3 separate regions of the Homo sapiens genome follow, and all the other regions are linked to region 2. The links are chromatin loops, found by intact Hi-C in ENCODE. Cell type or tissue: PC-3. All regions are shown on one strand. Region 1 has its middle 31 kb from the start of PTPRQ. Region 2 overlaps PTPRQ (protein tyrosine phosphatase receptor type Q). Region 3 overlaps OTOGL (otogelin like).

Region 1 (8,000 bases), 180 kb before region 2:
TATTTATTTCATTATGGAATTATAATTTGTAATTAAAAATAATTATCTTTTCTATTTTTTCAGTACCTTCTCTGCAGGAAAGCTTTTTGCTTTACATAAAGGATGTTGGAACAACTGAAGTTGTATTATTTGGAATAATTTGAATTTTTGGAATAATTTGAATAAGTGGGTGAAATTGGGATATAAGATTATCATTAAATATTCTTTAGATTATACAGAAGAACAATATTTTGAAAGCATGCCCCCAAATACTACAGAAAAAGCAATTACCCAACTGTTTCCTGGTCATATTTATAGATTTTTACTCTTCGCAATAAATGAATGGGAGGCAAAAACTACTTTAAGTCCAATATTCACTGTAGAAACACGTAAGTTACAAGACACCTGAAAATATAATTTAAAAAATTTTTAATACTGTCATTGGCAGATATTTTATGAGGGTCTGGTATTTTCTCATATAACTCTGGAGATACCTCTGTATTTAATCATTTTAGGCTGGGTGCAGTGGCTCACGCCTGTCAGCCCAGCACTTCGGGAGTCCTAGGCGGGTGGATTGCCTGAGGTCAGGAGTTTGAGACCAGCCTGGCTAACACCGTGAAACCCTGTCTGTACTAAAAATACAAAAATTAGCCAGGCATGGTGGTGCACAACTGTAGTCCCAGCTACTTGGTAGGCTGAGGCAGGAGAATCACTTGAACCCAGGAGGTAGAAGTTGCAGTGGGCTGAGATCATGCCACTGCACTCCAGCCTGGATGACAGAGCAAGACTCTGTCTCAAATAATAATAATAATAATAAGAGTAATAATTTTGTAATCAATCTGTTTATGCGTTGGTTTTTCTGTTAAACTACAAACCTCATGAAGACATGAACTATGTCTTATTTGTCTTACAGTACCAGCTAGAGTAGTGCCTACCTCATAGGGGATGATCAATAAATTTTTGTGGAGCTGTATTTCCGATATGTGCTGAGAGCAGGAAAGGGACAGCTATGCATCCCTGCCTTTAATAGGCTCACACTGGAGACAATTAGTAAAGAATAAAAATAAAAGCAAACAAAACTATACAGCAAAAGAATAACCTAAATATCCAACCAGTGGTGCATTTAATAAATGCTAACTTGAATTCATACAGTAGATGACAGGAGAAGACTCATGGAAAGGAGAGGCTTAGACTGAAATTTGAATGAAGAAAAAGCATGTTGGGAGCAGCAGTGCAGACATAAGAATTTGTGTAAGAAGACTTGTGCAGATTGACTAGAGAAGATAATTTCCTTGGGCATGAGGGTAAAATCAGTGTGGGAGGTAGATGGTGCCAGACTTGGGAGTGGCAGGGGTATCTGTCTCAGATGCTTGGACTTGACCTTAGAAGCAATGGAAATCCATTAAGACTATAGTTTCTAGCACTTGTTTTACATTTTACAAAGCACTTTCAATGCATTATCTCATTCGGTCCTTGCCTCAACCCTGGGAGTAGCTATATAGAAATGAGAAAACTGAACTTCTGGAATGTTAAGTAAACTGACTAGAGTAACATGCTTTGTTAAGCAACCAAGCCACACAAGAACCCAGATGGTCTTATTGTAACTCCTGAGCTGTTGCTCCTAGAGAAAGAATCAAGAATGTGTTAGCACATGTATATTGAGGAGTGGGGGATGGATATAGTTTCGACGCCATGTGCAAGGTACTATAATAAGAAAATTAATCTGGAAGCATTAATTAGGACAATCACTGGCACTGGATGAAATGGTTAGAGTAGGGAAACAGTTCTGTAAAAGGATGAGTGCCTGTGTTGCAGTGATAATAAGAACGAAGAGTGAATAACAAAGTCTCTGCCCTCTAGTCTGACAAGGCAGAAGAGGTAAGAGACATATATAATGTATGACCATTAAATGCCATGCACACTGTTTTGGTAGTGAGAATAGTAAAATAATTATTGAACAATAGCGTGTGGCAAACACTGTGCCAAGTGTTTTACGTTCTTCATCTCATTTAATCTTCACAAAAGCTTTATGAGGTACCTACTAATGTAATTCCCATTTTGCAGTCAGAGGGGGTAGGTAATTTTCTCAGGGAGTGAAACTATAAAGTGGAAGAGCCAGGACTCACCCCCAGTTTTTGTTTCTTTTCCAAGCTAGAGTATTTGGAAATATTGAGAAGTGAGAGAGTATTCTGCCAAATCATGTTACTAAGCAACATATTTTTTGGTTGTCTTTATCTCCCAGGCCCTTTGTCAGCCCAAAATTTCAGAGTTACACATGTTACCATAACAGAAGTATTTTTACACTGGGATCCTCCAGATCCTGTATTTTTTCATCATTACCTTATCACTATTTTGGATGTTGAAAACAATACATCAGAAGAGGTGCTTGTTGAAAAACGCAACACAGCAACCATAGTTGGAGACCTCAAGTCTTTTCATCATTATCTGGTATATCTATTCAGTGTAGCAGAAAGAGGAACTTTAAGTTGCTTGGAGAAACCACTTTCAGTCATTACAGGTAAGCATGGCTGCGTATTGCCTTCTACTAAAAAATTCTAAACTGATAGTTTCTGTTTCTGTGCAATTTCACCGTTATGCAATATATCAATGTAACCTGTACACTTATCCCAAAATCTAAAATAATAAAAAGAAATAGTTAACTGCATATTTCAAAATATTATTTTGCTGATATTTAATTATGTTGATTCTTCATAAGTACAAATAAGTTGAACATGTTTTTGAATGTTGAATCACAATTCTAAGCATGTATTCAAAAATACTAAATTTATTTAGATTTACATGAGCTCTTTAAACATTATTCCAATCTGCATTTTTTTCTACCAAAGTCCCTAGAAGACATCTTTTTTTGTCATAGCCTTGGGTGGAAAATAAATTTATCTTTATTTATCATAAGATAAACAAATTATCACATGAATATTAGTTCACCCAGTTTTTTTTAGTAACACTAGACCCAACGAACAGGTCTGCATATTTTAATCAGTTTTACTTGGTTCTTTATTTTCTCACACTGTGTAATGTATTGACCTCTAGGGGGCAGTCTCATACTAGCATTTTTGGCAAATGCATTTCTACCCTCCTCTTAACCTCCACATAGCAGTTTTTGAATCCTTGTCCAGAACATAATCATTAAAGTAATCGATTGTTTTAATTAATAATTCTATTTATTCCATAAAATATAAGGACGTATTTTTAAAAAGATAAAACATTATCTTACAAAACAATGCATAATTAAGCACATTTTGGCAATATATTCTTATAAGTGTAGTGTGTGTTGTGTATTTGACATGCAGTGTGCAAAGTTCTTTGGAATTTCAACAGCTAAAATTTAAACACCCTAGAGCTGAAGTAGGTGGAATGGAAAACCTGCATGTGCACAGATATAGATTAATTAACCTTCCTATACTTATTGGGAATATTTAAGATTCTTTGAAAATAATAACAATAATAGATACAATTTAATGCTTACTAAAAACCAATGCTTAACATACAAGTATTCAGTATTGCAAATCCTAATAAAAATATTTTTCCAATTGGATAGTAGCAGGTGTTTTCTCTTCTCCAAACTCAGACTAAGTATCCTTCCATTGGCAAATGCTTGGTTTGTTGGGTCCTTTACACTTTAGGAAGGTGCTTTCATTTTTAATTGACAGATGGACTAGGAGGATTTCTCACAGATTTATTAATTTTGAAGTCGACTTAAAATCTTCTAGGAAATATACCTATTTATTTCATAAAAGGTACAATGTGAATCAGCACTTTTAATTTTTTGGGGAGTCATTTGCTGTGTATTTTTACTGTAAGCTGATATACCAGTGCATGTCCAGGATTTAGTAATCCAGTGTTCCTTTACTCTCTAAAGCTTGAGGAATTATTCTTTTTTTCATTCATTATTCACTCAATGAATTATTTTTCAGTATCAGGAACTGAGCTAGGCACTAGAGATACAAAGATGAAGAAGACCTAGTCTCAGTAAGAATGAGACAAATAAGTTAACAGTGATAGTGCCGCATTATAATTGCCATTAGAGTAGTTATGCTGTGGATACTATGGGAACATAGAGAAGGATCAGTTAGCCCAAACTCAGGGTGCCGATGGTCATGGGTAAGTGATGGGCTTAATCATGAAGGAGTAGAAATTAGCCAGCAGGTGACAGTAGGGAGGCAGAAAGATGCTGCAGGTAGAGCAAGCAGCATGTGCCTAGGCAAAGGACAGAGAAAAGACATTCAACAAAGCTGACCTAGGAAAGCTAGAGAAGCCTTTTTGAAGACACTAACATTTGAACATTAGGAATGGCTAGAGAACAGAGGGGCACGTAGGGAGAGTCTAGAAAATGTAAGCTAGGCACAGAATGTGAACACCCTTGATACATACTCTGGAGTATATTTTATTTAGTAACACTGAACCTTTTTGGGGTCATGGAGCCTCTTGAGAATTTAAAAAAAATTAACTCTTATGAAAATGCAAATACATGCACAGACAATTTTGTAAGCAAATTCAGCGCTATCACAGACCCACCAAATCCCAGCGTTTCCTCAATCTCTGCTTATATGTGGCATTCGGTAGATTACATCTAAGTCCTCCACTGCAGTAAATGTTTAAATAGATTTTTAGGTTTTGCAAGAATATAAGAATAATTTTCTGAAGTTGTTTCACCCTGGAATCTTATTGGATAGTGTTTCTAATTGGATTACTCTGGCATTTTCTGATAATTTTACATAAATAATTAACTTAAACATCAGCTACAGTTTTGTGAAATTAAGATATGGGATGCAGACTAAGGGTTCCACCCAGAATATTTTCCTGAGAAGTTAAAATGTGATATTAAATTGTACTGATAAAGAAGTCAACTTTAAAACGGATAAAAGTTCAAATAATAGTTTCGGCAAACTATAAAAATCATAGAGAATTCTTTAAAGATTTTTAAAGTAAAACTACTAAAAAGTTTAAAATTGCATAATTATCCTTAGAGATATGAACTAATGATTATTGTAGCTGAGAACTATTAAAAGATCAGGAAAAACATACTATAGGATAAACAATACTATAAGGAAAACATTTACAATTTCCAGAAAACTGTATGATAGGAAAAAAATCAGAAGGCTTGGTATTCAAGGAAACGGTGCAAGGAAATAGGCTGAAGTATCATCTTCAGTTATTATTATAAAGTATCAAGAAGATTCTCCAATGATATTATGCATGAACAGTGAGCATAACCTGCTAATTTCCTCTATATTTCTAATAAATATCACACCTTTCAAAAATCAGAAAAGTAGTATAAAGTTACAACTGTTTTATAATAAATACCAGCTCTGAAACTTTAAAGACATCTATATGTCAATGACTCATAAAGTTATATCTCTATATAACTTTATATAAAGCCTAGACTTTTGTCCCAAACTCCACATTCAAACATCTAACTGCGTATGCATTATTGCTCATTTGGTTATCTATGAGATGTTTTAAATTTAACATGCCCAAAACTGAACTCCAGGTGTTTCTACCCAAATCTGCTTTATCCACAGCCCTTCTCAGTTCATGGTAATTTTATTCATCCAGTTGTTTAGTCAAAAGCCTTGAAGTTGTTCTTGACTCTTCTGTTTCTCTCACAACCCATTCCCAACCTGTCAAGAAATCTTGTTTGTTCTGTCTTCAAAATAAATCCAGAGTCACACTATATCTCCCCACCTCCCTGAGTGCTGTTTTCATCCAGGCAACCATTCCACCTCACCTGGATTATTGGGCTGGCTCCCTATTTCTACCACTGGCCCTCCATGTGGTCTGTTATTAATGTCACGGCCCAAGTGAGTCTTTAAAAATAGGAATGATCATGCATCTGCATATAACTCAGTAGTTGCTACCCATTTGACTTGGAGCAAACGCCTTTGAGAACTTGCATGAACTGGCTTTCTATTTGCCTCTGACCTCATCTTATTCTCTCCTTCATTCATTCTAGCTTTCCTTCCACCCTTGAACACACCAGATAAGCTCCCACTTTAGGGATTTTACTAGCTGTTTCTTCAGCTTTAATACTCTTCTTCCAGAAATCCATATGTCTAACTCTCCAATCTCCTTCACCTTTTTGCTGAAAACCCTATCTTTTGAAAAACATCTGCCCTGAAATCCCTACTTCATACCACAACTTCCTCCTTAAAGCCACCACACTCTTCATCTCCCTCACCCTGGTTACTTTTTACTTTTTCTGCAGCACTTATCACCTCTGAAGTTCTATATAACATACGTACTTATTTTATGTATTGCTATTATCTATTCCACCTATTAGAATATGAACTCCATAAGGACAAGGATCTTTAGTTTTTACTGATGTACTCTACCTGCCTAGAAGAGTGCCTGGCACTTGGTAGGTGCCCATATATATTTGATTAAAACATGAATAATCTCAATAATGGGAACATTACTCTGATGGCACTCTTGAAAGTATGAAGAATTTGCCAAACACTTGAGGATTATATTTGTTTCCCCTTGACTTGTAATTTTTACATTTAACCATTTTAATAAATTTTGCATAGTAATAAGAATACACTTTTCTCAAAACTTGAGTGCTTTTCAAGACATGTTGACATAACAAACTGTAAAATTTACTTTGAACATTAATATTGAATTATTTTCACTCAATAGCATGAATAATGCTAACTAATAAGCTAAGATGTGTGTATGTATTTATTTGTTTACTTAAGGTATTAATCCACCTCAGAAAGTTTATGTAAAACCTGAAGATGTGGGAGAAGACCATATAATTCTTCAGTGGGAACCTTCACAAGATGGCCATGAGATCTACATTCAGATTAAATCCATATCAGATCCAAGTGAAGTCATGAATAGATTCAAGATTGATAATTTAATCCCTGGAAGTAGGAAGTCCAAGATGGGCTGCTTGCGATGAATGAAGAAAGGGAGAAACTTAGGCTTTTAACTTGAGTAATTTGGGTGCTTGGTGATGACACTGAAGAAGAGAAAATTATTGGACCTTACAGTGATTCTAGCTGAAAAAAAAAATTGGTCCAAAAAATTATGCAATGATAATGTCCACACTCAACCAGTGCTAGATCTTCCTATTTTATCATCCAAAGACTAAAACTAAATTTATGTCTGGAACTTCCATGCTTAAATTTCTAAGAAAACTACCTAAAGATAATTATAATAAGAAGTAGTTATAAAAGAGAAAACTAAGAAAGAGATATTACCAAGAAGAATTATTTAATGCCTATAAAACAACCCACTAAATAATTATTGGCATAGCAGTAGGAGTAAACTGTGAAGTTGGAAAATGATTTTTCTCCTTAGTTCATGTTTTAGCAGTCTGAGGTTAGAGAATGTCCCCATGTTATCCCAGGGTCTGTTTTCTTTCTCAAAAACTTGAGACATTTAATATATTATTTCTAAATTTCCTTCCAGGTCAAAATCAAAAGCCTCATAATTCTTTGCCTCCAGGGTACTTAGCATATTTCATCCATCTGCCATCTAAAATGTAAACTTGTTTTGCCTCTGTTTCTAGAGCTCTTGTGAAATCTTGTTCAGCTGCGTATCTCCAGCCTAAATAGAGTTCCTAGCTCTATGTAATTCAATTGTTTGTCAAACTGGTATTCAACATGGATGCAGAAACACATATTAACATGCAAATCCTAAGAAGAATAGCATTCTGGGGTTTGAAGTTAGGACAGAGATCTTGCCAATGCTCTCATATGATATATAATTCCCAGGACAGTGTCTCTGGTCATTCAGGGCTTCTGTAATTCATTTCCAAAATTTTCCCCATCATGGACCTAGTCTACTCTCTAGAACATCACAAAGCAAACCCAATCTATGGTTCACACGACAGGCTGCAAATGTTTAGAGACATTCATATGGTGTCCCTGGTTCCTATATTTTCTTTCCCTGTGGGTAATTATCTTTAATTCCTTCAAGCACTCCACTATTTCTCGTGGGTGTTCTATCCAGTTCGTAGGCTTGCTATCAGATTTAGCATCACCAGATTATTTATC
Region 2 (8,000 bases):
TATAGTAACAGAGGTAGAAATTATCCTTTTTATAAAGAAGCAATTATATAATGGTAAGAAGTGATTTTAGCCATAAGTAAATAGGAGTCTATAATTCAAGACATTTAGAAGTTCATTTGGTGGCAGTGCAGTATTAGGATGGGCTCCATCTTGCTGCCACTAGAGAAAATAAATATCATTTATTCTAGACATGATGGTTGCACTTCTGCAAAATTAGTTAGATGCTGTTGAAAATCTTCTAAATTAGTTACACAGGACTCCCTAATGGGTAATTCAAGACAACATTTCTGTCCTCTAGGCCCGAATATTGAAGTTATTGGTATAACCACTTAGGTTCCCATAGACATCTCAAACTCCATATTGCCACCTTCCCTTGCAAGTCTTTTCCTTTCTGTGTGTTCCGTGTCTCAGTTTACTGCACCACTATTCATCTAGTTGTTCAAACTAGTTATCTAGAAATCATTGTTAGTTCTTTTTACCTACTCTCATCCCCCACGAGGCAAAACCTGAGTCCTATTGTATTTACCTTCTAAATATCTCTTGTATTTGTTTATTTTTCTTTTCAAGTGTCTCTAAATCCAGACTTTTACATTTATCTCTTAGATAATTACAAAAGAGATCTAAATGGTCTTTCTGCTCTCATTTTCTACCATTCACCTGAACTCAGCATTTCAATACACCTGCCTGACCATGAATTTCCTCTGCTGAAAATCTTTGATCATTTTCTACATGCCTGCATGTTAAAACTATGCCCATTAGTAAGTTCTACAAGGTCACTTATGATTTGGTTTATATTTCTCACACATGCACTGTTCTTTCTCCTTTATGATCCAGAATCTTTGCTATTCTTTCTTATTGTCCTTTCTTTCCTCCTCTTCTGGTGACCAGCTTTGTTTTCGCTATGTTTTTAAGTATCTCTTTTGAGAAACCTTTCAGAAATCCTTATTTCCAGTCCCACCTCCCAAAATTTGTTTCTCAACAAGTGAGCATATTACATCATAGTTATTTCTCTCTCTTTCTTTAGTGGGGCTTTGAGTTCCTTAAAAGCATAAATAGCCAGCCGCGCATGTCTTATGTACCTTTCTGTCCCCTGTGCCTACTTTTAATCTAAGATTTGTTATGAATATGGAAGAAAGGCATTTGACTTTAATGTTAAAGTGTTACAGTGTCAAAATTCTCCATATTTTAAAATAGTTCATGCTGATATTTTTTAATTTTTTTGGTCTAATGCTTGTCTTTCAAATGCTTGCATTGTTATTGCCAAAATTAAAATTCTCTTGGCCAGTAGCTTTTCATGTTTGATATATTCAGCTTCTTTTATTTCACAAAACCAGTATATATTTATTATTATTATTATACTTTAAGTTTTAGGGTACATGTGCACAATGTGCAGGTTAGTTACATATGTATACATGTGCCATGCTGGTGTGCTGCACCCATTAACTCATCATTTAGCATTAGGTATATCTCCTAAAGCTATCCCTCCCCCCTCCCCCCATCCCACAACAGTCCCCAGAGTGTGATGTTCCCCTTCCTGTGTCCATGTGTTCGCATTGTTCAATTCCTACCTATGAGAGAGAATATGCGGTGTTTGAAAACCAGTATATTTTATATTGTTGATCATTTTGTGATTTTCCTTTTCATTAATTAACATAAGAAATATAAATTATTGCATATAGGAAATATTTGTATTGCATGTAAGAAATATGAATTATTGCATATAGAAAGGAAATAATTATTGCATTTAGAAATATTTCAAACAGTGAAGGAAAATAATAAATGTCCATTTCAGAATAGATTGGAGAAGCATTAAAAATATCTAAATGATTAACTGAGATAATTAGCTGGTAATAAGTATGTATAGTGAGACAGAGTTATAATAGATTGATGGTCCATGAAAGAACAAAGGGGAAGAACAATGTTTAAATTTAGAGTGCTAAGTGTGATTACAAAGAGGAGATATATGGGTGAAATCATAATTTAAAGGAAATGATAGAAAGCATATAACATTAAAGTATCTAATAAAGTATTCAACTATATATTTAATGTCAAAAGACCTTATGCTAGATTATGATGCAAATATTCTAGAATTTAAATAAAAATACTTGTTTTTGAAATCCTATTTACATAAGCAAGTAGAAAGTTGTAGCAAAATCACTAAAAATCAAACAAAGAAAAGTGTAAAGATTATCACTGTTTTTTTTTAAATCATCAATATTTTAGAAAGTCTGATTTTCATAAAGGAAAAAGGGGAGGAAATTTTCTCCCCATTAATAGCTTAGCTGTATTTTATCTTTTTAAACTTCAAATGAATTCTCCTATTTTCTCTGAGATCTCAGACTAAATTTCACATTGAATTGAATTAACTTTTACTCTTCTGAGAATCTTCTTTCTGTCCATTCAACAAGAAGTGTAAAGTAGGTGTAATACATTGTGAATTTTTGTCTTTAACCTCAGTTCTAAGTTCTAGCTCAGCATTAGGCCCTAGGTCAGCAAAATTTCAGCTCCTATTTCTTCTGCATTTACCAAGAAAGAATTCTGATTTAACTATGAAAATTCCAAACTATAGAAAAATCCTGGGATTACTATGTATGGTGTCTTGGTCACTTTTTGTTCATGCCTAGTAAATCAATTGAGATCCATAGGCTGCACAGTTAAGAATATTAGCAATGACTTACCTTACTGTGTGTTTGCTATGTGCTGGTACTATTCTAAGTACTTAAAACATTGATTCATTCATAAGTCTTTATTTCTAGCACAGAGTCTACACTCTTAGATCTTGACTAGGACTTGAGCAAAGCCTCAGGGTGGTAGAAAAGTACCAAGAGATGGAGAGGTACTAACTGATATGACATAGAGAAGCTATCCAACTGTCCAATCATCTCCCAAAACAAATTGAGTGAGAATTTTGACATGCACCTCAAAATTATACTTTTGAGGTTTCTGATACCCTTGATTTTCATTTTTCTTTAATGATATCCTAGATATTTTTTACCCCAATTATGCCTGCATACAAATGAACAGGAGAAGAAAATAGCAAGATTTATCCTGGCCCTAAGACTCCAGTATGACGATGGCCTTACCTGAATTATTCCAGTTTGTTCCAATGCAGAGCTTCATGGTAGCATGAAAATGGTGATATTTTATGCTCTAATGGAACACGCTGACCTGTTGTTCTAAAAACTTTGGGAATTGGAGGAAGTGAGTAGGGAGAACCCTCTTCATAGTTTATCCAGAATTAAAATAGAATGAAAGATAGGAGACCAGTCTGTGGAATATTTGATGGCTTGATACATGTTTCCATGTTGATTACCAGCTCCCAAACTTCCTTTACATCTACTTCCCTAGTCTTCACAGAAGGAGTAATTCAATCCCCTTTTCCAATCCACTCATTTCTAAGAGTTGTAATCATTGGTCATCTAATCTGAAGAGCAGTGTCACTATTTTTTCAAATGGCATGTCGACGTTATAGAGCAGTGATTCTTAAACTTGAACTACAGTCATTACAACCACCTGGAGGACTGTTAATTACTAAGCCCCACACTCACGGTTTTTGATTCAGTAAGTCTGGGGTAGTGCCTCAGAAACTGCTTTTCTATGGCTTCCCCAGTGATGTTGATGCTGCTGGCCTGGAGACACATTTTGAGGACCACTGTTGTAGAAAGTTGTTTTATAAACATGATGCTATTCTCAGAAAATATGTATTCTCTGATTCCAAAGTAATAGTAGTAATTAGAATATTTTCATTCTTACCTGGCATGTCCAGTATTGAAACTGAGAGGTTTTCTTTCTATTTTGTATTTTTTTTCTAGCTTAAGCCAGTCTGAAATTAGTCAGGAAATAACTCATTTAAGCATCAAATAAGATGATCATACAGTGAGGTCTAATACTATGAACATCCATGAATCATTCTTAGTATTCATGAATCTAATCTGACAAATTCTTAGGCTTACTGTATTTGTAACACTATTGTGCTATACCCTCTGCAGCACCACCTTGCGGTTAGGAAATCTAATTAGAAAACACACTTAACATCTCATAAAATGATAGGAAATATTTCCTACACTGACAGTGGTGATGCGTTTTGGTCAGCGAAATCACTGGGCTCTAGGAAAACATCCAAACTACAAAAGGATAGCCAGTTATCAAAGTGTTTTAACCAGTGGACAGGAATATGTCCTGAGATACTCTTGCTGTGTGGAAATAAGATGAATCCAATTGCAGAGCTTCTTCAGGGCCCTTGATGCCCTGAATTGCTTAAGACACAGGAATCCACCAGCGAGTTGGATTTCTTCTAGTCCTGAGAGACATCTAACAGTCAGTGCTAATTTGTCCAGGTGTGCTGAGTCAAAGTCGACTTGTAGTCCTTGAAGTTGTTAATATTTGTATAGCTGAGAAAGGACAGAGCCCTTCACTTAGTGATGACAGTCACTAGAAATCTGGTGGCCTAGTGCACCAAATTCTGAAACTAAAACACCCTGAGTGGTAGGCCCTTTTAATAAACTTTATACTGAACTTAAATTCAAATAATTGTGCAGACAATTTAAATTGAAGGTATATAGAGCTGAAGTTTTCTGTTTTGTAAGTTGATGTTAAACCATATATTCATTTATGTTTATTCTTTTAGGAAAGTGATCATAACGAGGTACACTAAAAACCATAGAGTATTTTCTAGAATATTTTCCACTATTAAGTTAGACTTACAGGGATCTGCAGATGGCAAAGTTACAAATAAGTCTTTGAATGTGCTTATTTTAAAAGTATAGTATCAGGCACAACAAAACTTGTTGATTCTTAAACAAAGTGGCATGGATGGGGGCATTCAAATTTTTATATGGACTAGGCAAAATGATGGTCTATCCAGACTCACCTTTGAGCTAACACACTCAGCATCAAGACACAGATGGATGGGAAAGATGACCCTGACCCACATAAGACCCACATTCCTGTGCAAGGATAGAAGCATGATAATCAGGAAATGATGGTTGTTAGTTACAGAAAATGCATTATGGTGAAAACCAGGGGGAAAGTGCTTATGAGAGGAAGTGATTGGATTATGGGGAATGAGAGAATAAGGATAGATCATTCCTACTGAGTAAATTGCTGTGATTTATAAGAGAAAGGGTATAGTGATATCTTGGCCCATTACTGACTAGATTCATTTCACAAACAATCCTAAATCAGAATGTGACAGTTTATGGGGAGACAAACAAAGCTCCCAAAGATGCTTATAAGTTACTAAGCTTTTAAACTGGCATATTTTCAACTCCTCATACTTTTGCCACCATCAGCTCCATTTATTTTTGTAGCTGACATTCATAAATGTAATTCTGTAGCCACCCTTATGTGACACTAGTAATAGTTTACTATATGCTGTGATAAAAGGGAAAATGCTGGATATATTTTATTATATGTTTTGGGATTTTGTTAAATTTCATAAGAAAGATACCTAAAATAATTTTATATGTATTTAAGTATATTATAATACTCTACAATACTAAAATAATTAAGTGCTGTTTTATAATAGATGGGCATTTTGGTGTTCTAAATATTTCTCTTAAATTACCTATGAATTAATCAAACAGTTACCTTTCATTGCTCCAGACAGGTGAAACACATATTGTTATATATTATATATTAATATATATTCAGTTATATAAGTTTACTTTTATTTTTCAGTTTGGATTTAGGAGCTCTAATCCTTCAAGAATACAAGTTGACAAAATACATTCTGAAGGAAATTTTTGGCAAAGGATTCAACACAGAAAACTTGTGTAACAAGACAGGCAATTTTATCAAGAACTTTACTGAAAATGCAAACATTGTTTACAGTGATTGTTTCTTTTAAAAAATGAAGAAAGAAGGGAAAACGATTTTTGGAAAAGTTCAAGAAATGGCATTAAAGCATAGCTCAGCAAGGGGCTAAATACCTTGCTTTTTTATAATGATTGATCAGTGCAAGGAAATTAAAATATTTAGTAGTATAGGTGATTATATGTGTTGTCATGAATGATCTTTGAATGTCATTTTTCTCTTACCTCTGCTTGGGGTCACACACTCCCTGATGAGAGATTTGATTGCTAGTATTAAAGGAATGATTGCAGGGTTGACATTTTATTGTGAAAGAAGAGAAGTTGAAAGCAAAGCGCTATATTTCTTTCTGAGCTGGCATACAGACACACTCACAAGCCAGAGTTTTCCTTGGGAAAACTTTGCACTTTGTCCTCAAATGAGACCCGAAGAAGCCATTATAGAGCAGAGATACAGAAATTTTTCCAGATACAAGCTACCGCAGAAAAATCTCACAACTTTCTTAGCCGCAGAAAATTCTCAATACATTTTTCATGATGTCTGGGCAACGATAATGTGCCACTCTACTTGCTTGCTAGAATGAGTTAGGTTGAAAAGTATAGTCCCAACAGCATCGAGTAGTATATGTTACAGAGGTACATGAATCAAATAGATGTTGGAGATGATCTTTCCTTTTTGACGTAATTAATTTTAGCCCATCTTTCTGGTATGAGTTAGATACCAAGGATCACAGTCTATCACAGCCCCTTCTACTTCATGGCGTTTGTCTTTTTGTTCACAATAGCCATCCTAACAAAAGAAGACATTAACGCTGGTCTTAACGGCCTTACATTTTCTGGCCCCCATTTCCTCTCGGATTCTCTCATTCCAACTCAACTGGGCTTCAGCTTCACTGTGGTCCTTGTTATTCTTAGGACATACCAGGCGAAATCCTGCCTCAGGGTCTTCACGCTGGCCATTCTCCTCCTGGACACTCTTTCTCCAAACAGCCAAACAGTATTCCCTTACCTCCTTCAAATATTTGTTTAAATGTTATCTGCTTAGTGAGGCATGAGCTGACCACTATATTTAAAATAGTAACGCCCTAAGCATCTTCATGCCCATGACCTTGTCTCATTTTTCACCATGGTACATAATACTTCCTAACATGGTATATAATTTACTTGTGTATTATATATTCATTTATTTATATTTTTCTAATATATATTATTTGTCTCTCTCCATTAAAATGGAAGTTCCATGGTCTTTGTCTCTTTGGTTCTCTTCTATATTTCCAGCACTTCCAAAGTGCCTGGCATGCCATAGGTGTTCAGTAAACTGTTGCTAAATGAAAAGGGTTAAACAGTAGAAGCTTTATGGATGGATCCAAAGCTACCTTGATCACCTGTATGAGCTTTTTGTCCTCTTAGTGCCTAGCACATAGTAAGCACTTAATAAATATTTATTCATTCAATGAATGCATAAATTTATTCTCAAGGCCAACTAAACATTTGGTTATAATAAAGACAAGGGGACTCTAAAATATTTTCCTGTTTTATACCACTTGAAATGTGTGGCCGATCAGAAAATTGTTTCTGTCCACACTGGTTCTTACAGAGCTGGAAGTCAAATTTTTCAAATAACATTAATAATAAGGGAGCCTTAATACATTTATACAGAGGTCATATCCCATCCCCTTTTATAGAGTCAGAGGCAGAAGAGAGGCCATTGAAACCCACAAAGCATCTTATATTTATATTTTTCAAGGCAATTAATTATGCTGATGGCAGGAGACCTCTTATAGCTCTCATCTGTTATGTATAATTACCTAAATGAATTAGGCTACAATTTGAGGCAGTTTTCCTAGGACCATAAAGCTAGCAGTAAAAAGAATGAAAATGTCTGTTTATGCAGGGTATGTGTATGATTCCTTGATACCTTAGTTGTTGCAGAAACTGTGTACCCAATTCTGTCTTCATCATTAGCATCTCTTAGCTCATCAAATCGAATCCTGGAGCATTCTTTCTTTACCCTCTCCCCTGGATGTTTTCTTGGCAATGTAAAACTGGATCTTTGAGTACGGGGTGTCAATGTTCAGATTATTGTACAGTTTTCAGAAGTACAAATAGGAAGAGTATCTTTGTCACTCCAAAGGTATTTGTTCACTGAAAGTTCCTGAAATGTATTTTCTAGATTCCTGTATAGTTATA
Region 3 (8,000 bases), 280 kb before region 2:
CCAAGAAAGGTTCCTGGAGAAGGTACCCTGCAGGTGAATCTTATAAGATTTATAGGAGCTAAGAAAGTGAAATTTATGGGAAAGAATTTAACAGGGAAAGGAGGGAGCAGCCACCTAGAAGATGTCAAGAGGCTGGAGAGAGTGTGGTGCACAAAGTGAATTTCAAAAAGTTAATTTTGGTTGTGGTGTAAGGTCTGAAATACAGAATAGCTGAAGTGCAAAGTATAGATCTGCAAGATACAAGGGCCAAGAGGCTCTTATAATCCAGCTAGAAATATTAAGTCAGTAGAGATTTAAGACTGTATTAGGAAGGATGAATTTGGAGGTTCCAAGAAGGTCTCCTACTTTCCTGGCTTCCTGGGTGGATACTGGTGTTCCTTCCTGAGGCAGGGCAAAGAGGAGGAAATGAATGTGGATAGTCGGGGAAGGACAATGGTGTAGAGGTAGGGATGATTAGGATCTGCTGAGAGAGAAATGACAGATATATTTAGGTGGAAATGTTAGTTCTGAAATTCAGGAAGGAGATGTGGGATGGACATAGGGATATGGCAGTGACTAGTATATTCAGGGCGTTGAAGCCAGGACGCGTGTACCGAATGAGAAAAATAGAGGTTTGAGGATTAAGCTTTGCAAAGAGAGGAGGGAGAACGAGATTAGGGAACAGCAGCCAATGTAGCAAGAGGAAACCCAGCAGAAAATTGTGTCACCAAAACCAAATGAGGAGAGACATTTAAGAAGGGTAAAGTATTAAATAGAATCAGAGGCAGCAAAAGTCAAGCAAAATGGAAGACTGAAAAATTGCCTTTATATTTAACAATGAAGAGGTCATGGATGACATTTTTCAGGGCAGTTTCAGGGAAGGGTATTAGGGGAGGAAGAGGCCAAATTGCTGCATGTGTGGGAATTGAGTCTGCAGAGACTTGGGTGCATATAACCTCTCAGATGATTTGTGACAGAAATGAAGAAGATGAAGATGAAAGAAACAGGTCATGCTCATGTAATTTTTTAAGTCATGCAAATGCTGTGTTTAAGACAATTTAAAAATCATTCATCACCACTCTATCTCTAATATTGCTATGATTTTAATATTCTGTTTAGTTGCTTTCAAAAATAATATATGCAATTAACATTGAATAGGATGTGAGCAGGTGCTTTACGCAAATCCTATCTAAAAGGATGAGAATATATTAGGCGCAATTGTAATGAGTGAAGTTGGGTAGGTTACTCTGTTTGAGAAATTGTCCCTTTGAAAACTTCTTTTCTCTCTTAAATTTTTTCAACAGTGTGAAAGTCCAGATGAAACAATTAAACCCTGTGAGGCACATCAAAACAAATTTCCTTATGCCAAGAAAGAATGCTCCATTTTGTACAGTGATATTTTTGCTTCTTGTCGCAATGTGGTAAATGAATACTTTAATGAACTCTCGAGTTTCAATATGTTCTACTGTGTCTATAATACTGAGGTGAACACGACACGTAACTGGGTGATCCACTGGCTTTTTAGATATACCACCTAACTATTGTTAGGGGGGCATATGTGTTAGTTTGTTTTTCTGTAGAAGTGGCACATTTAGTTGATTTACTTTCTCCCTTACTACATCTAATTTAACAGTGTACCTTTGTACGTATTTGTAATAATTTGTTCTAGTTTATGGAACATTATTTACATACATCATTTTATGATTAAGAGCATAAATGTTTACTTTTCTTTAGAGAACATTGTCAAATGGGTATTCTTCTCAACTCAAAGTGCAGTTTAAAAGTATTGCTTGTAGCACATTTGAAATGTTTTTAGAAGCACATCCCAAGATGGAATGTACTTATTTAGAAATTTCGTTTTCAAAATTCCTTCCTAGCATGATTATTTTAGGTCCCAATAGAAGTTTAAGCAATATTTCAATGTATTGGTAAGAATTAAGTAATATTTCTGCTGCATACAAAGCTATGCCAGTGGTCTTGAGGGAACTCACTTGTATGATTGTTTGACTTGTGAGCTAAGATGTTGTTTTTCTCTTGGAATACCATTCTGTTTCAAAGAACAAATGATATATGGTTATTCAGACATTCAGACAGGGATATTTGGCAGATATTTTCTTTCTTTCTTTCTTTTTATGAGATGGAGTCTTGCTCTGTCATCCAGGCTGGAGTGCAGTGGCATGATGTTGGCTCACTACAACCTCTGCCTCCTGGATTCAAGCGATTCTCCTGCCTCAGCCTCCCGAGTAGCTGGGATTGTAGACGGCAAATTTTTCTATTTTTAGTAGAGACCGGGTCTCGCCATGTTGGCCAGGCTGGTCTGGAACTCCTGACCTCAGATGATCTGCCCACCTCTGCCTCCCAAAAGGCTGGGATTACAGGCGTGAACCACTGCGCCCGGCAGATATTTTATTAAAATGTGTGAAATGAGTCCGTGTCTTTAAGGAAACACCTGATGGTGTCTGTTGTCTTTGATAAAATTTACTTTCAAGGGAAAATTAGAGTTTTGTAAAAGTTAGATCCACCCCTGCGAGCTTATAAGGTTTTTGATACTTAATGAGTTTTTTGTTGATCTAGATGGTGATATTAACAAATGTGACTTGTAGCTATTGTATATAATCAAGTGTGTCAACATTTCGAAGATCTGCACGGGTCCATAAATTTTCCACATGACCAATGCATGATGTTACAAAATCATGCAGAAGTAAAAAATTCATTCAAAGGGCGAAATAAAAAACAATTTTAATATAGCAAAATATAAAGTTAATTGATGTGTTTTTAGATTTCACATTGCAAAGAACTTTTTAAAAAATGATATTTTTTGAGTTTTGATATAGTGTCAAAGAATATCACAATTACCTGAAAAAGATATTAAAGTACTCCTTCCTTTCCAACTAAATATATGCATGGAACCGAATTTTCTTCATCTATGTCAATCCAAACCCAAACAAGACAAAAACATTACGATAGACCGGATGAAGAAGCAGATATGAGAATCCCCCAGTGTGCTATTAAGCCACACATTAAAGAGATTTGCAAAAATGTAAAACAGTGCACTCTTTTCACTATTTCTTAGCATATATAAATATTTTTCAATAAAATCATGTTATTCATGTAAACATATAGGGTTTATTGTTATTTTTAAATGTCTCATTTTTAATGTCTAATAGAGTAAATATTGGTAGATATAATCCCATAAACAAAACCTCTTTGGGGATCTCAGTGATTTTTTAAGAGTGTAAAGGGATTCTGAGACAGAAAAGTTTGAGGACTGCCATATTAGAGCCACATAGGTAGACTAAAGTCTTGTTTATAAAAAGGGTTGCTTTTGAGACTTTTCAGAGTTTCCAAGGACCACACCTGCTTGACAAGGAATATTGTGTCAAGTCTGGAGTCCTGAACCACAGAGCCTGCTGGTTCTTTTCCACTTGAAAAGAAAAATTAACCCATGAACTGACCTAAAAAATAAAATACAGCTCAGTGACAGCAAATCCTGCTTCTTTTCTTCTTCTTCTTCTTTTTTTTTATTTGAGACAGAGTCTCTGTCGCTCAGGCTGGAGTGCAGTGGTGCGATCTCAGCTCACTGCAACCTCCGCCTCCCGGGTTCAAGTGATTCTCCTGCCTCAGCCTCTTGAGTCCCTTGCTCCTTTTTTAATGCACTGTCAATATATTAAATTTTGTCAGCTACTTAAATGTAATGCAAATAAATAAATTAAGTAAATAGAATAAGTTGTTTTTAAAGATTGCTATTACCATTAATAGCCATTAGGATGTTGCATGAGCAGGGGCAAAAAAGAAAGGAAAGAAGGAAGAAAGATACGAAATTATATAAAATTACAATTGGAAGCAGAAGGTGCCCTTATTTTAATGTCATGTGATTACATCAATAATGACAGAAGCTTCCAAAAATTAATCTGTTATATTGCAGATGTTGAAGTCATATATATTTATTAATCTTATTATTTCTTTTGCTAGTTCTTTGATGTGACATTTTCCTAATACATTTCTTTCTCCTTTGGGCAATAAAGAGGCTTTAAATAAAGAGAACTCTCTAGGTGGCAGTGTTAAGCTGATAATATCAAACTTTGAAAACACATAGTTTTTTAGACGGTTGACTTTAAATCATAATCAGTATCTATTGAAATTAAGTAATCTTTCACCTCATTTTTCAGATTGACGTTACTTCTTTTGCCAAAAATTGTCATGAAGATACATGTAACTGCAATCTTGGTGGCGACTGTGAGTGTTTGTGCACTAGTATAGCTGCATATGCATACAAGTGTTGTCAGGAAGGAATATCAATTCATTGGAGATCATCTACTGTTTGTTGTAAGTACCCTACTTAGAACATCATTATGTAGAGAACTGATAAAGAGATACATATTAATTGTTGATTTAGCTTAGAAATAATGCCAGGAGACTCATGGGAATAGAATTAAATTAAAATGACTAAATTTTATATTCCTTTGACAATCATAAATTATAGAATACCGAAAGGACTTATAAAAATAAATTGTGAGATAATATTTTGTTCTGTGTTTTATTGCTGTCATTGTACCATTTGAAATATAAATTATTTAAATACCATCCTTAGAGAAATTGTTTATGACTTTATTTCTTTTATGCCTATGAAGTTTCATCGTTCTGATGATAAATATATTTTAAAAAAATCACCTTGAATTTGCTTTCAGATTTGACTCTTTAAGCTTTTAATTTACTTGTGTAGGTGGTAAGATATCTGAACAAACTTACAATTTGAACACTTTCAGCTGAGGTTTCTAAATTGGCAATATATTTTCCTACTTTAAAACAATTATATGAAATTTAATTAATTACAGCATATCGCTTAAAGAATCTTCTTTGCTCAGAAAAAGTTCCTAAATAATACCATTTTATATTCTTTCACATAGTTATTGATAAATATGTGGCCATATCTTGCCCACATTCAGATAAGTGATTGACTTCTTACATAGTTTAATATTTATTCTTTTTTTCTTTTAGCACTTGATTGTGAATACTACAATGAAGGTATGTGACATTCAAATTAAAAATATCACTATAGTATTCTATTAGGTGTATTTTCATATTAAAAATTTTTGAACAACTTATGCTGTGAACAAACTATAAATAGTTCATAACTATATAACTCCATAAAAGCTTTTAATTTTTAAAATTTTCAAAAATTTCTCAGTATTTGTGTTAAGATTTATTTCCTGAAAACTAAAATAGTGTGTAACTTAAGTTCTCAGAATTTAAGAGGCCCTCAGTACAGTTTTGGAATGACATGAATGAATGGGTGGGTGAAGTTAGTTAATTTTTTAGATAAAAAGGATGAAAGATCTATAACAAATGCATACCTTTACCATTATTTATAAATGTAAACATTGTTCAAATGTTTTTTAAAATTTTATCTTATTTTTAAATTGACAAATATAATTGTATATATTTATGGGGTACAATGTAGTGTTTTGATACATGTACACATTGTGGAATGATCAAATCAGGCCAATTAGCATATCCATCACCTCAAATATTTACCATTGCTTTGTGGTAAGAACATTTGAAATTCTTTCTTTTAGCTATTCATTCTTTAAAAACCAAGAAATTCTATCATTTGCAACAACACGGATGAACCTAGAGAACATTATGCTAAGTGAAGTAAGTCAGGCACAGTGAGACAAATACCATATGATTTCACTTATTTGCAAAATCCAAAAAAGTTGAATTTTTAGAAGTAGAGAATAGAATGGTGGTTACTGGAGGCTAGTGGTTGGGAAGTGGGCAGGGAAAGGGCAGATGTTGGTCAAAGGGCACAAAGTTTCAGCTAGGTAGGAGGAATAAGTTCTGGTATCTATTACACAGCGTGGTGACTATATTCACAATTTTCTTATGTTGTGGAAATCAAAGAAACAAAGTATAAATGCAGTGACATAAGAAATAATGTAAGGAATTTATTTTGCCATCATTGTAGGCAAAAGTCATTCTTACATATTACCAGGATAAGAACTTATTGATACAATAATAATGAAAATCTTCTAATCTCAGCAAACATCCAGATTTGCAATAAGAAATCTGAGAGGTGCTGCTGTCTAAAACTAAGGTATAGATGTAAGAAGAGACAGAGAATTACATTTTTAGTGAAATTACTTGAAGATAGCAGAATTGGAGTCTTTTTGCAAATCTATTTAATGAGGAAGGCGCAGGCCTCAAAACCTAATTCAGACAAGTAAGGTGATCTAGGGAAGTATCCATTTTGTCAGTAAATGGGTGAACTCTGGATCCATGATGGATGTGTCAGTTAGAATAATAGTTACAGGAAATCTTGGCCAAGCAACCAATCTGAGGCACTTCAGGTGGCTTGTTGGAGAAATTTGTCAGCTAGATAATTTTAGAGAAAAAGAGATAATGAATTAAAAAGAAAATGGGCATTTTTGATTTTAGTTGTATTTGTTACATTTATAGAAGTTTGATAGAGGAGGAAAATTCAACATTAAAAAATATCTGTGGTAGTTAAAGAAAATCGAACTAAAATTATGTCCTGTTCAAGATTTTAAAGAGACTGCCACACACGTGCATGCATACACGCACACACAAACACACACTTCACATCAATCTTTGGATTCCATAATTAAAATGTGATTTATTGTCTAATAATAACAACAGTAGCTTTTGTTGTGTTAACTGCTTTCTCTAGATCATATAATTTAAACTTCAAAATATGTCATTATTTTATTTTATTATCTGCATTTTGCTATTATCAACACTTTCAGAGGAAATTGAAGCAGAGAGAGATTAAATAGCTTTGCCAAATTCACTTGGCCAAAATGTGGCAAACTGGGATTTGTGAACAATTTGGCTTCAGGGCCAGTGAGCATGACCTCCATGCTACGTGGCCTACTGTATGGTTAATACATCCTAGTGTAGGGATGATCACCGCACATTGTCATCACAGGTTCTACATAATGTGCACAGACAACAATCTGAGAAAATGCTCCAATAACTTCCTCACTCAAAAATTCCTGTCACACCCAGTTCTGTTATGACAATCTCCATCTGTGCCTTTGTATTTTCTGGCATTTCTCCTGCAGACTTGTGGACCCAGAAGCAGAATTTTCTATGCATATTGAATCTCTCTACCTCTTGCTACTTGCTACATTTTGCTCTCTGTTAACAAGTCTGCTGAGCTTCTAGTGATGGTTCATTCTTCTAATGTGTTACAGAATCCTTCAAACCTGTTCTTCTAGTTTCATTTGTAATACCGTATTGATAATATCAGAGCATGAACATGGGGCATTTGGCCTTTGTGAGACACTGTTTGGCTCCATGGAGTGGCAGGCAAATAAATTTACTATGATCAAAGTAATGGAGAAACGCATCAATGTGCCAAGGGGCGTCAGAATTTGTAAAAGCAATGCAACAGTGATAGACGTTGAAGGGGAATATAAAACTGTGATGATTGTGGAAAGTGATAATAAATAGAAAATAATTCTAAATGGTTATTCTTAATTTGTTTCATCCCAAATAAATTTCACAGCTATCATAAATTTACCTAGTCCTTTTTGGGCATTTATAGCTGGCATATTTCTACCTGTCTTTATTTGTTACATGCCAGACACTATGTTATTAAGATACTTATAATATTTAAAGCACATACATAAATAAGTAATTGTGATTCTGTAGGAAGAATTTTAAAAAGTAGTAGAAGAATTCAAAGGTTATTGCTGAGATTATTTCAATAATCTTTAGCACAATGATTCTATATAATATGTTTGTGTTCATTTATATGACTTTTACTAAAAATGTAAAGCTTGCATTTGAAATGCTATTTCTGTAGGTGAGGGAGAACTTCAGTTTCCTACTAAAAATTGTTATGTGAGTTTTAAGTTCAGGGTAATTTTATTAGATAGGATATGCTTATTTCTGTTTTTAAAGAATCACTGCAGGAAATGATTGCTTTCAGTAGATGGTGAAATTATACTTCTCCATGCAGAAAATTAATGATAAGATCAATGACTTTTGTCTCC

Evidence for each region. Peaks named below come from ENCODE experiments on the same cell type or tissue, not always from the same donor. Only the 100,000 strongest peaks of a DNase experiment are listed, where the experiment ranks them.
Region 1: it touches region 2 in a loop (11-fold over the local background); 15 of 110 quality-filtered maps call a loop at or near these places.
Region 3: it touches region 2 in a loop (7-fold over the local background); 3 of 110 quality-filtered maps call a loop at or near these places.

The regions. Positions count from the first base shown.
Region 1 is chr12:80,409,518-80,417,517 of GRCh38, forward strand. No RefSeq gene overlaps it. Among named protein-coding and RNA genes, the nearest start is that of PTPRQ, 31 kb to the right of the region's middle. In PC-3, a CTCF peak has its summit at 3,028 (motif pointing right); a DNase peak (open chromatin) is centred at 3,034; H3K27me3 peaks cover 709 bases.
Region 2 is chr12:80,594,226-80,602,225 of GRCh38, forward strand. The region is part of intron 26 of PTPRQ (protein tyrosine phosphatase receptor type Q); the gene reads left to right. The region is part of intron 1 of LOC105369867 (a long non-coding RNA gene); the gene reads right to left. Among named protein-coding and RNA genes, the nearest start is that of MYF6, 110 kb to the right of the region's middle. RefSeq lists a silencer at 3,765-4,059. In PC-3, a CTCF peak has its summit at 4,002 (motif pointing left); a DNase peak (open chromatin) is centred at 3,976; H3K27ac peaks cover 513 bases.
Region 3 is chr12:80,309,328-80,317,327 of GRCh38, forward strand. OTOGL (otogelin like) reads left to right here. Exons shown (of 59, transcript NM_001378609.3): 30 at 1,284-1,400; 31 at 4,149-4,305; 32 at 4,978-5,004. Among named protein-coding and RNA genes, the nearest start is that of PTPRQ, 130 kb to the right of the region's middle. In PC-3, a CTCF peak has its summit at 4,050; no DNase peak of the experiment used is centred here.